2 separate regions of the Homo sapiens genome follow, and region 2 is linked to region 1. A link is a loop called in an ENCODE intact Hi-C map of the cell type or tissue named here. Cell type or tissue: IMR-90. All regions are shown on one strand. Links, peaks and the distances in the headings refer to the core of each region. The heading gives the core; the rest is flanking DNA. Region 1 overlaps FIRRE (firre intergenic repeating RNA element). Region 2 overlaps FIRRE (firre intergenic repeating RNA element).

Region 1 (5,382 bases), core at 92-5,091:
TGTTAAGATTTACCTTTATTTATATTGAAGGCATGAAATGTTGACATATAAGACTTAGTACTGGTGACATTTGAATTAATTCATGCATCTGAAAGTTTCATTAAAATACACATTTGGTCTGATCCAAACCACTATGTACACAGTAATCCACTTTTTACACAGATTTATTTTTTTGCATGAAGTTAATGTATGCACATTTTGAAAGATGCATGGAAATAATCCATAAGTTCATGAGTTACCTTGACAAGTTGTATGGTAGCGGTTTTCTGTGTTAATACATGGATTTTTCTTAATCTTTGTCAAGCATTATTCTTTAATTTACTAGTTGGAGAATACTGTAATCCTTATACTTAAAAGACCAATTATAAAACTCTCAGAGACACACACAAACACGAACACAAACACACACCCCATAAAGTCTCAGGGAATACTTGAAGAATATGTAATGGCACGGGCACATGCTGTGTTTTGATGTTAAATGATGAGACCATGAGATGAAACCCTGAGCCACCTTGATATGAATTGAACATATGTTCTATGAGTATCATGGCATTTGGAGTATATATGGCATGCAGTAAGGAGCGTCACCTGGTTTCTCCTCTAATGGCTCATGCCAAATTGTTGCCTATGATGTACCACATAAGGCTCTTAGAATAGGAAGAATTCCCTGGATGCCTGACAGGGGAGCCAGGGCGAAGACCTCTGGGATTTTTAAATTTTTTGCTGGAGTTCTTTTCCAAGCTTTCAAGCTTTTAGCCCTTTTCTCTCTCTCTCTCTTTTTTTTTTTTTGAGACACTCTCACTCTGTTGCCCAGGCTGGAGTGCAATAGTGCGCTCTCCGCTTACTGCAACCTTCCCCTCCCAGGTTCAAGTGATTCTCCTGCCTCCTCCTCTGGAGTAGCTGGGATTACAGGCCTGTGCCACCACGCCCGGCTAATTTTTGTATTTTTAGTAGAGACAGGGTTTTGCCATGCTGGCCATAATGGTCTCGAACTCCTGACCTCGGGTGATCCGCCAGCTTCGGCCTCCCAAAGTGCTGGGATTAAAGGCGTGAGCCACCGCGCCCGGCTCCTTTTCTCTTTTTTGTGAGTTCATCCACTGAATGTATTCCCTGAAGGAGACAGTTTGATGCCTCGGAAATTACTGGACCTGTAACTCTGAAGTAAATCAAACCCACACAGAGTAGGTCAGGAGGATATTTAATTTCTGGAAGAACTGGATTCCTGATGAGGACCGGTGCTTTAGGCCTCGGTTTGATTTCAAGTGGAAAACAAAATGAAAAAGTGCAGCAGTAAGACTAGCAGGCTCCACACTGGGCAAATAGAAGGCATCCATGTTTGGTTGCGCCTTTGTCTATGAGTCGCGTTTTTTCAGACAGGAAGGGCAGGAGAAGGGGGCGGTGCTCCAAGACAGGGCTTTCTGGCATATCTGATGCACTACCGCCATCGCGAGGATGTCATTTAACGGATCCCTACGCCATTACATGGGTCGTCTTGTGAGGACTACCTGTTGGGGAAGGTCTGGTCTGTGGGGAGGTGGAAGAGGCTTGGGCTCCATGCTCAGAGTCCCTGCCTTCTCGTCTAAGGCCTTAAAAGAGACGTGGACATTGGCGGTACCTTGCTGTAGAACCTGGAGAGTGAAGGTTCTAACAGCAAATCCTGTAAACTTCCCTTGGAATAACTGTGTTCCTTGTGAGCGATATTGATGCTACCAGAAACCCCAAGACCCATAGCAAGATGCTAGCAAGTGAAAGCCTGCTGACTCTTGCTCCAAAGGGCAGGTAGAAGAGACAGATGCCCACAAGAGCCTCTATGTGTGTTTGACTGGTTCCCTACTGTCCTCCCCACACCGGAGGAACCAAGTTTCCGCTCCACGACTTCCTGTGCCAGTACCTCCTGGCAGCTGCTGGTTCACTCCAAACCCCGCACTCTCCAGATTCTACACCAAGATACCGCCAATGTCCCTGTCTCTTTTCAGGCCTTAGAGGAAAAGGCAGGAAGACATAGCCTGGGGGCCTACAGATCAGCCTTTCCCCCACAGGGAGGCTTTCCGAGAAGGACGCCATGATGGCGTATTCCGTCTTTAAACGATTTCCTCACGGTGGCAGTAGGGTTCCACATTTTCAATCAAGCCCTGTCTTGGAGCCCTTTTCTCCCGCCCTTTCTGTTTGAAAAAACGCCTTCCAGAGATAAAGGCGCCACTGAACATGGATTACTGGAGATTTGTCCAGTTGGGTGCAACTTGGGTTTGTGACCCGTAGAGGGTCAGGATTGCAAGTTGTCCAGGTTCTTGGCGTTTTGAACAAATAATTGCATAAAATGCCCAGCAAAGCAAAGCAAGAATGAAGTAACAAAAGAATGAAAGCAAGGGTTTACTGAAAACGAAAGTACACTCCACACTGTGGGAGATGGCCTCAGCAGAGGCTCAAGGGCCTGGATACAGAATCTTCTTTGGTTCAAATACCCCCTAGAAGTTTCCCATTGGCCACCTCATGTAAGTGGAGTGGTCGCCCGAAATAAATCTGATTGGTTGCAGAAAGGAGACAACCAGAGGCTAAACTGAAGTTACAAAGGTCACACTCCTGTGCAAATATCTGATTGGTTGCAAAAAGCAACCAATCAGAGGCTAGGGTGAAGTTAACAAAGTTATACTTGTATGCAAACGAAGACTAGGCCAGAAGTCAGCCTAATTTGTTGCCACAGCCAATTTTCCATCTGTAGTGCAGAAAAGGTCAAAGGGAGTAGCCTCTGGTCCTTTTGTTACTTAGGCGTTGAAAGTGAGGGTTTTCCTTTCAATTTAGTTCTAGGAAGTCAGCGTAAAACAGCCTTAGGTCCCCTGCCTCCAGGCCCTATTCTCCTGCCTCATCTCCCCGCTGAGAGACTTGATCCCCATAAATCTTTATGTGAGGCAGAGGGACTGAAGAGCTTTCTTCTGTAACTGCTTCATGCCGACCTGGGGCATAGTCCCTACCTATTGGAAATCACGGAACTCTCGCCATGCTCTATCTCGTGGAGGCAGGGTAGCTTCTTGATGGCCAGGGGTGGTGTCTTCACCTGGAACTGGCTGGAACCGTGGTTGCATGATCATCTGAAGCTTGATGATTATCTAGGCGAGAGGAAATGAATTTGGCTAAAAGATTTAATGGGAACTTCAGGGGGTTGATACCTATGCTGTCAGAAATGTTTTTTATAGAGATATGCAGGAGAAAAAAAACAAAACCTGGTCTCTTGTAGAATCTATGCGTTTCCCTAAAGTTTTAGCACGAGCGACTCCATTTTGGTTTGGTTTGGTTTGGTTTGTAGGGGCCTAGTGCATGAGCTCAGTCCAAAACAATGGCCTCCCATAATTTTCTTTAAAAAATTCCCCTTTATTCAGGTTTTCACTTGAGTGAGAGTGGGACCAAAACTTAGGGCCTTAGTGCCACTCTTGGTTACTATTATTTTGGGTTTTCATTCTCAGCACGTCAGGTATAGGTTACGGTGTCCTCATGGTTGCAGATTCTTTTGGCTCTTGTTATTCCAGTTGAAAAGAAACTATATTTCATTTTAGAGATGGCTGCATGCAAGCATTTAAAACCTTTGAGAGAACGCAGCACACCAGGGAGACTATTATTAGAGGATATACCAAGAATTTGGAGTATGCCCCTTACCCAAGATCTCCATAAACCAAACCTCCTAAAACCAAACAGATCAAAGAATGAGCTAGATAAAGAGTTTACTCACTTAATGAAGCAATTTCTTCATCAATTCCCGATCACTGAATTTTTTTTTTTTTTTTTTTTTTTTGAGATGGAGTCTCGCTCTGTCACCCAGGCTGGAGTGCAGCGGCGCGATCTCGGCTCACTGAAAGCTACGCCTCCCGGGTTCACGCCATTTTCCTGCCTCAGCCTCCCAAGTAGCTGGGCCTACAGGCGCCCGCCACCACACCCAGCTAATTTTTTGTATTTTTAGTAGAAACAGGGTTTCACCGTGTTAGCCAGGATGGTCTCAATCTCCTGATGTCATGATCTGCCTGCCTCGTCCTCCCAAAGTGCTGGGATTACAGGCGTGAGCCACCTATGCCTGGCCACTACTGAATTTTTATAATCCTCATTTGATGTATTTCCCCATAGGCCACAAGTGCCAGCAGCTGCACAGATACTTTTTCTGTTTAGCCATTTCTATCCCAACTTTCACAAGAGAATTTAGAATCACTGTGCAACTGCAGCCTTTACAGTAGAATTTGCTATAGAACCTATCATGAGGGATATATTTCCAATCATTGCTTCTTTTACTCCAAATCATGGAAAAAGGACTTAACAAATGATGCCCTTTGAGAAGAGTGAAGGCCCTCTGGCAGTGTTCTCTTCAACCAATGAAATGGGCCAAGAGGAATGAACCAATGTTCTGCTTTTGACTGATTATGAGGCAATGCATGTACCATTAAAGTTTCTTACATACATTGGCCTTTATCCTTTATCTACCAAAGTATAAGCTTATCCATGTAACCTTACACTTGCAGGCTGGCTGGAAGCTCCTTCACAAATAAAAGTACACCCTATTAGTGCACATAACAGACACTTTTCCACTTCTATTGTTCACAGAGACATAAGCAAGAAAAAAACTTTCAAAGAGAAGAGTTTCATGTCACTAGAAGTCTTAATCTGTGACCTTGGGAAAGATATTCACATCAAGGATGCCATCTTCTTCTTGGGAGAAATTTCCCTGGTTAGCTTTACCTCAAGGGTTACAATGGGTGCACAGTTCCAAAAGTGTGGAGGAACCCTTCTTAGTTGCAAGACCATGAACCCAAAGCTCAAGGTCCCTAAGTTTTGTTGTAGTGTGGATGGCAAGGACAGTCTTTTTCTGATGTTCTCAGAAGATCCAAACCATAAAAAGCCTTTTTTTTAACCTGGTGAAAATACACTGTAGCATAATAATCTACTATTAGAACATCAGCTCTGTTGCATAGGAAAGCTTTTATACAACCAGAAAACATGCATTGAAATGACAATTGAATGATATCCCTTTATAAAATGTTTAAATGGCCAACCAGGTGGCCAAATGTACCTGAAACTTTAATTGTTTTCCTAGGAATATGGGATCAAGCATTGGTTATAAACTATTTTAAACAATTTTAGTATTAGCTGGTTTAACACTGTTTTCTTTATATTTAATTATTTGATTTACTTGGGTTAGTAGCTTTATACAAGGAAATTTGGTTATTTCTGTAATTTACAATAACAGCATAATAACTATAATTGTGATTGGTAGCATATATTTAGACATTAGAATTTTAGAAATCCCATACAATTTTGGAATATATATTAGTATTATTCACAAAAATATAACCTAAAGAAGATTAAGCATCATTTTGGCAATCCCATTGTTAGAAATAAATTTTC
Region 2 (5,382 bases), core at 231-5,230, 51 kb before region 1:
CTGCCTCCCAAGTAGCTGGGATTACAGGCATGCGCCACCACACACAGCTAATTTTTGTATTTTCAGTAGAGACGGGGTTTTCACCATATTGGCCAGGCTGGTCTCGAACTCCTGTCCTTGTGATCCACCTGCCTTGGCCTCGCAAAGCGCTGGGATTACAGGCATGAGCCACCGTGCCTGGCCCATCACAAGATCTTAATTGCATTCTCTGTGGCCTCATAAACAGCCATTCCCTGCCTCTGATTTAGGGAGAAAAGAAAAATTATAGAACCTTGAGGATTAAACTTACCACACGGTAAGATAAATGACAAAGTAAAGTGTATGTTACTCTACTTCTAACATGTCAGAACCTTAAACCAAACATGTAGTCAAATATGTATTCTAGAGAGCCAAAATGCACATTGTGATGCATCTGTTATAATTTAAACAAAAAATTGGCCAGGTGCAGTGGCTCACGCCTCTAATCCCAGCACTTAGGGAGGCCAGGGTGGGCAGATCACCTGAGGTCAGGAGTTTGAGACCAGCCTGACCAACATGGAGAAACCCCATCTCTAATAAAAATACAAATTTAGCCGGGCCTGGTGGCGCATGCCTGTAATCCCAGCTACTTGGGAGGCTGAGGCAGGAGAATCGCTTGAACCTGGGAGGCAGAAGTTGCGGTGAGCCGAGATCAAGCCATTGCACTCCAGCCTGGGCAACAAGAGCGAAACTCCATCTCAAAAAAAAAAAATTATAAATAAATAAATACTGTCTACTTTTCTAAAGGAATGTTTTTGAACATATATTTTTCAGATTTTCCTTCATTTACATTGAAGGCTTGAAATGTTGAAAACAACACTTAGTATTGATGATATTTAAATGAATTCATGCTCCTGAAAGCTTTGTTAAAATATACATGTGATCTGCTCCAAACTACAATGTAAAGTGTAACCCAATTTCAATACAGATTTATTATTTGCATGAAATTAGGAATGTATCTATAGCTGGGTGCAGTGGGTCACACTTGTAATCCCAGGACTTTGGGAGGCTAAGGATTTTGGATGCCTTGAGGTCAGGAGTTCGAGACCAGCCTGGCCAACATGGCGAAACCCCATGTCTACTAAAAATGCAGAACAATTAATCAGGTCTGGTGGCCTGCGCTTGTAATCCCAGCTACTAAGGAGACTGAGGCAGGAGATTTGCTTGAACCTGGAGGTTGCAATGAGCCGAGACTGCGCCGTTGCACTGTAGCCTGGGTGACAGAAAAAGTTTCGCTCCCCCCAAAGAGAAAAAGTGTATGTGTGTATATATATATATATATATATATATGTATATATTTCTCTATGTGTATATATATATGTATATATTTCTATATATATATATATGGAAATACTCCATATATATATTATATATATATGGAAATACTCCATATATATTTTATATATATGGAAATACTCCATATATATATTTTATATATATGGAAATACTCCATATATATATTTTATATATATGGAAATACTCCATATATATATTTTATATATATGGAAATACTCCATATATATATTATATATATGGAAATAATCCAAATGGTTATTTTTTGCCTTGACAAATTGTATCGTAGTGCTTTTCATCTTTATTAGTACATTGATTTTTCTCAATCTTTGTCAAGCATTATTCTTTAATTAACCAGTAGGAGAATACTGTAAGACTTATATCTAAAATACAAATTATTTAAAAATAGACACACACACACACACACACACACACACACACAAACAGACACACCACTTAAAGTCTCAGGAAATACCTGAAGAATATGTAGTGTCATGGGATCATGCCGTGTTTTGATGTTAAATGATGAGACCATGAGATGAAACTCTGAGTAACCTCGACAGGAACTGAACATATGTAGTATGAGTATCATGCCATGTGGAGCACATATGGCATGTAGCAATGACAGCTTTCTGGTTCCTCCTCTATGGTTCTTGCCAAATTGTTGCCTACAATGCAACACATGCGGTAGAACATGAAGAACTTCCTGGTTGTCGGGAAGGGGAGCCAGGTCAGAGACCACCAAGGTCTGTAACTTGTTTGCTGGAAAAGATCTCCTCTGAGGTTCAAGCAGTTTTATCCTTGTGCCCTCATCCCCAAATTTATCCCCTGAGGAGGCAGTTTGATGCCATGGAGACTACTGGACCTGTAAGTCTGAGGTAATTCATAATCATATAGACTAGGTTAGGAAGATTTTAAGTTTCTGAAGGAGTAAGATTCCCGATGAGGGTGGGTGGTTTAGGCCTTGGTTTGATTTCAGATGGGAAACAAAAGTGACACAGTAAGACCAGATGACTCCAAACTGGGCAAAAAACAAGGCAGCCATATTTTCTTGTGCCTTTGTGTCTGGGTGGCGTTTTTTCAGACAGGGAGGGCGGGAGAAGAGGGAATCCAAGACACATCTTGGCACATCTAGAGCACTAGTCCCATCGTAAGGTGATAGTTTAAAGACACCCTACGCCACGTCAACGTCCTTCCCCTGAGGGCTACCTGTTGGAGAAGGTCTGGTCTGTGGGGAGGTAGAAAAGGCCTGGGATCCATGCTGATCCTCCTTGCCTTCTCGTCTAACGCCTTAAAAGAGATTTGGACTTTGGCGGTGTCTTGGTATAGAACCTGGATAGTGAAGGAAAGCAAATCCTGTAAATTTCCCTTGGAGGAACCCTGTCAATTGTGGGCGGATACTGATGCCGCAAGAGACCCAAAGACCTGTAGCAAGATGACACCATGGGAAAGCCCGCCAGCTCTTGCTCTAAGGGGCAGGAACAGGAGACAGATTCCCACAAGAGCAAGAATTCGACTTTGAGTGGGTTCCTGCTGTCCTGCCCAAACCAGGAGGAACCGAGGCCCCGCTCCCGACTTCCTGTGCCGGGGCCGCCTGGCAGCCGCTGCCTCACTCCAAGCCCCTTACTGTCCAGTTTCTACACCAAGATACCGTCAATGTCCAGAGCTCTCTTAAGACCTGAGAGGAGAAGGCAACAAGACCTAGTCTGGAGCCCAATCCTCTTCCACCTCGGCCCAATTGAGACCTTCCCCCATAGCTTCCTGGGAAGGAGTGTGTGATGGCGGATTCTGTCTTTAAACAATTTCCTCACGGTGGCAGTAGTGATTCACATTTTTCATGGAAGCCCTATCTTGGCGCACTCTTCCCCCGCCTTTTATGTCTGAAAAAACGCCACTCAGAGGAAAAAGGCGCCACCAAATCTGGCTGCATGGAGATTTGTCCTGTTTGGTGCAACCTTGTCTTACTGTTGAATTTTTGCTATTTTTCTGTCCATCTGAAAACAAAATGAGGCCTGAACTACCCATGCTCCTCAGGAATCTTGTTCTTTCAGAAATTAAATATACTCCTCACTGTGTCTATCTGGATAGGATTTACTTCACACAGTTACAGTCCAGCAAGTTCCATCTGGATAGGATTTACTTCACACAGTTACAGTCCAGCAAGTTCCATGGCATCAAATTGTCTCCTTCAGGTGATAAACTTGGTGGATAAAAGTGCAATAAGGAAAAAATTATTTGAAACTAGGAAGAGATCTTTGGCAAACAATTTACAAATCCTGATGGTCTTTGACCTGGTTTCCCTCCCAGAAAACTAGGAGTTCTTCATGTTCTAGCCTCAAGTGTTGTTTGTAGTCAACAATTTGGCATGAGCCACAGAGTAAGGACCAGATAGCAGTCATAACTCCCTGGCCTATATGCTCCACATGGCGTGATCCTCATAGTCCCTATGTTCAGTTCCTATCGAGATCACTCAGTTTCATCTCATGGTCTCAACATTTAACACCAGAACACAGCATGTTCCCATGCATTACATACTCTTCAGGGATTTCCTGAGACATTAGATGCTGTGTGTGGGGGGGATGGGTGTGTGTGTTCTGTCCTGTCCCTTGGAGCAAGAGTTAGCAGGCTTTCAGGCAGTGTTACTGTATCACAGTCCTTTGTTGCAGCAGTATGAGAACACCAAAGACAGGCCTGTTCCAGGTGTGATAAAGCAGGAGCCAGTATGTTTGCTGATAGTCTCAAGGGCATCTAGTTGTCTAAAGACTGAAAGGACCTAAAGTTTTACATCTTCTAGTAGAGTTGTTTTTTGGTTTTGTTTTTTTAGATGGAGTCTTGCTCTGTCGCCCAGCCTGGAGTGCAGCAGCACGATCTCAGCTCACTGCATCCTCCGTCTCCCAGGTTGAAGGGATTCTCTTGTCTCAGCCTCCCGAACAACTGGGACTAAAGGTGGGTTCCACCAAGTTCGGCTAATTTTTGTATTTTTAGTAGAGACGGGGTTTCACCATGTGGGCCAAGCTGGTCTTGAACTCCTGACCTCAGGTGATCATCCCGTTTTGGCCTCCCAATGTGCTGGATTACAGGCGTAAGCCACTGTGCCCGGCCATTCTATTTATTTATTTATTTATTTAGTGGAGTTGTTACACATAAAGGGATGGGAAACAAAAGGAGTGAAAAGGATTGAAAATTAATCCACATTTTAAAAGTGCTTGTCTGTGGGAGGTAGCATTACCCATGATCTCACTTTGTTAGCGGTGGCAGTGAACCGAGTTACCCCGAGTAACAGGCGGCATATCCATATAGGTCCAGAGGAACTTCAGTCCTGGCGCCTCAGAAGAAAGAACTTCACTGAGGAGCATAAAGCAGGAAAAGAGACTGAGGCAAGATTCAGAGCAGGAGTGGAAGTTTATTTAACAGGCTTTAGAACAGGAAAGAAAGGAAAGAAAGAACCCTTGGAAGAGATCCAAGTGGGTGCCTGAATGGCCAAGAGAACAAAAAGACCTTTTAACCTTGATCATGGGACCTTATAGGCTTACCTCTTGCTCATGATTCTTCCTTTAGGGTGAGCTTTCCGCATGCGCAGTGCCCTCCTTACCCTTTGGAATTGAGCACTGTGCAGTGTGTTTAGGGAGTTATACACATGCCCATCTGAGGCTTTTTTCTTTTTTCTGGTGGCATGTACCCGGAACATCATATTTCGCCATTTTGTGTCTTAATACGCATGCCCAAGAAGCTGCTTCTCCCTGTGGCCTGCATTCAATTCGTACTTTTAATATTAACAGATGTGGATCATCAGGAGATTGTCTCTCCCAGGCTACCAAATTATCATTTTTAGAGGGGCAATGTGATCATTGCCGAACCATCATGTGACATTCCTACTGGGTCAGGGAGAGCCCTTTCCTGCCGTGCTCATTGCCTATCTATCTGTAACTACTTTTTCATATGTGACTATTTTGTCAGGCACATTTTGAAGAAGGATGAGTGTTCCTACAAATTCAAAAACAGGTAGCAAAAGTGACATCAATGACAATGGTGCAGTAGACACTTTCTGTAGTCCATCTCTCCAGAAAAGCA

Evidence for each region. A loop is a pair of places that touch in the nucleus more often than their neighbours do. Peaks named below come from ENCODE experiments on the same cell type or tissue, not always from the same donor. Only the 100,000 strongest peaks of a DNase experiment are listed, where the experiment ranks them.
Region 2: it touches region 1 in a loop (11-fold over the local background); 8 of 110 quality-filtered maps call a loop at or near these places.

The regions. Positions count from the first base shown.
Region 1 is chrX:131,725,546-131,730,927 of GRCh38, reverse strand. All of the region lies in intron 8 of FIRRE (firre intergenic repeating RNA element), which reads left to right. Among named protein-coding and RNA genes, the nearest start is that of FIRRE, 100 kb to the left of the region's middle. RefSeq lists enhancers at 1,662-1,721, 1,822-1,971, 2,162-2,451. In IMR-90, for the core only: CTCF peaks have their summits at 1,439 and 2,108; DNase peaks (open chromatin) are centred at 1,417 and 2,147; H3K4me3 peaks cover 1,428 bases; H3K27ac peaks cover 787 bases.
Region 2 is chrX:131,776,498-131,781,879 of GRCh38, reverse strand. All of the region lies in intron 4 of FIRRE (firre intergenic repeating RNA element), which reads left to right. Among named protein-coding and RNA genes, the nearest start is that of FIRRE, 51 kb to the left of the region's middle. RefSeq lists an enhancer at 2,812-3,151. In IMR-90, for the core only: a CTCF peak has its summit at 3,120; a DNase peak (open chromatin) is centred at 3,139; H3K4me3 peaks cover 544 bases; H3K27ac peaks cover 391 bases.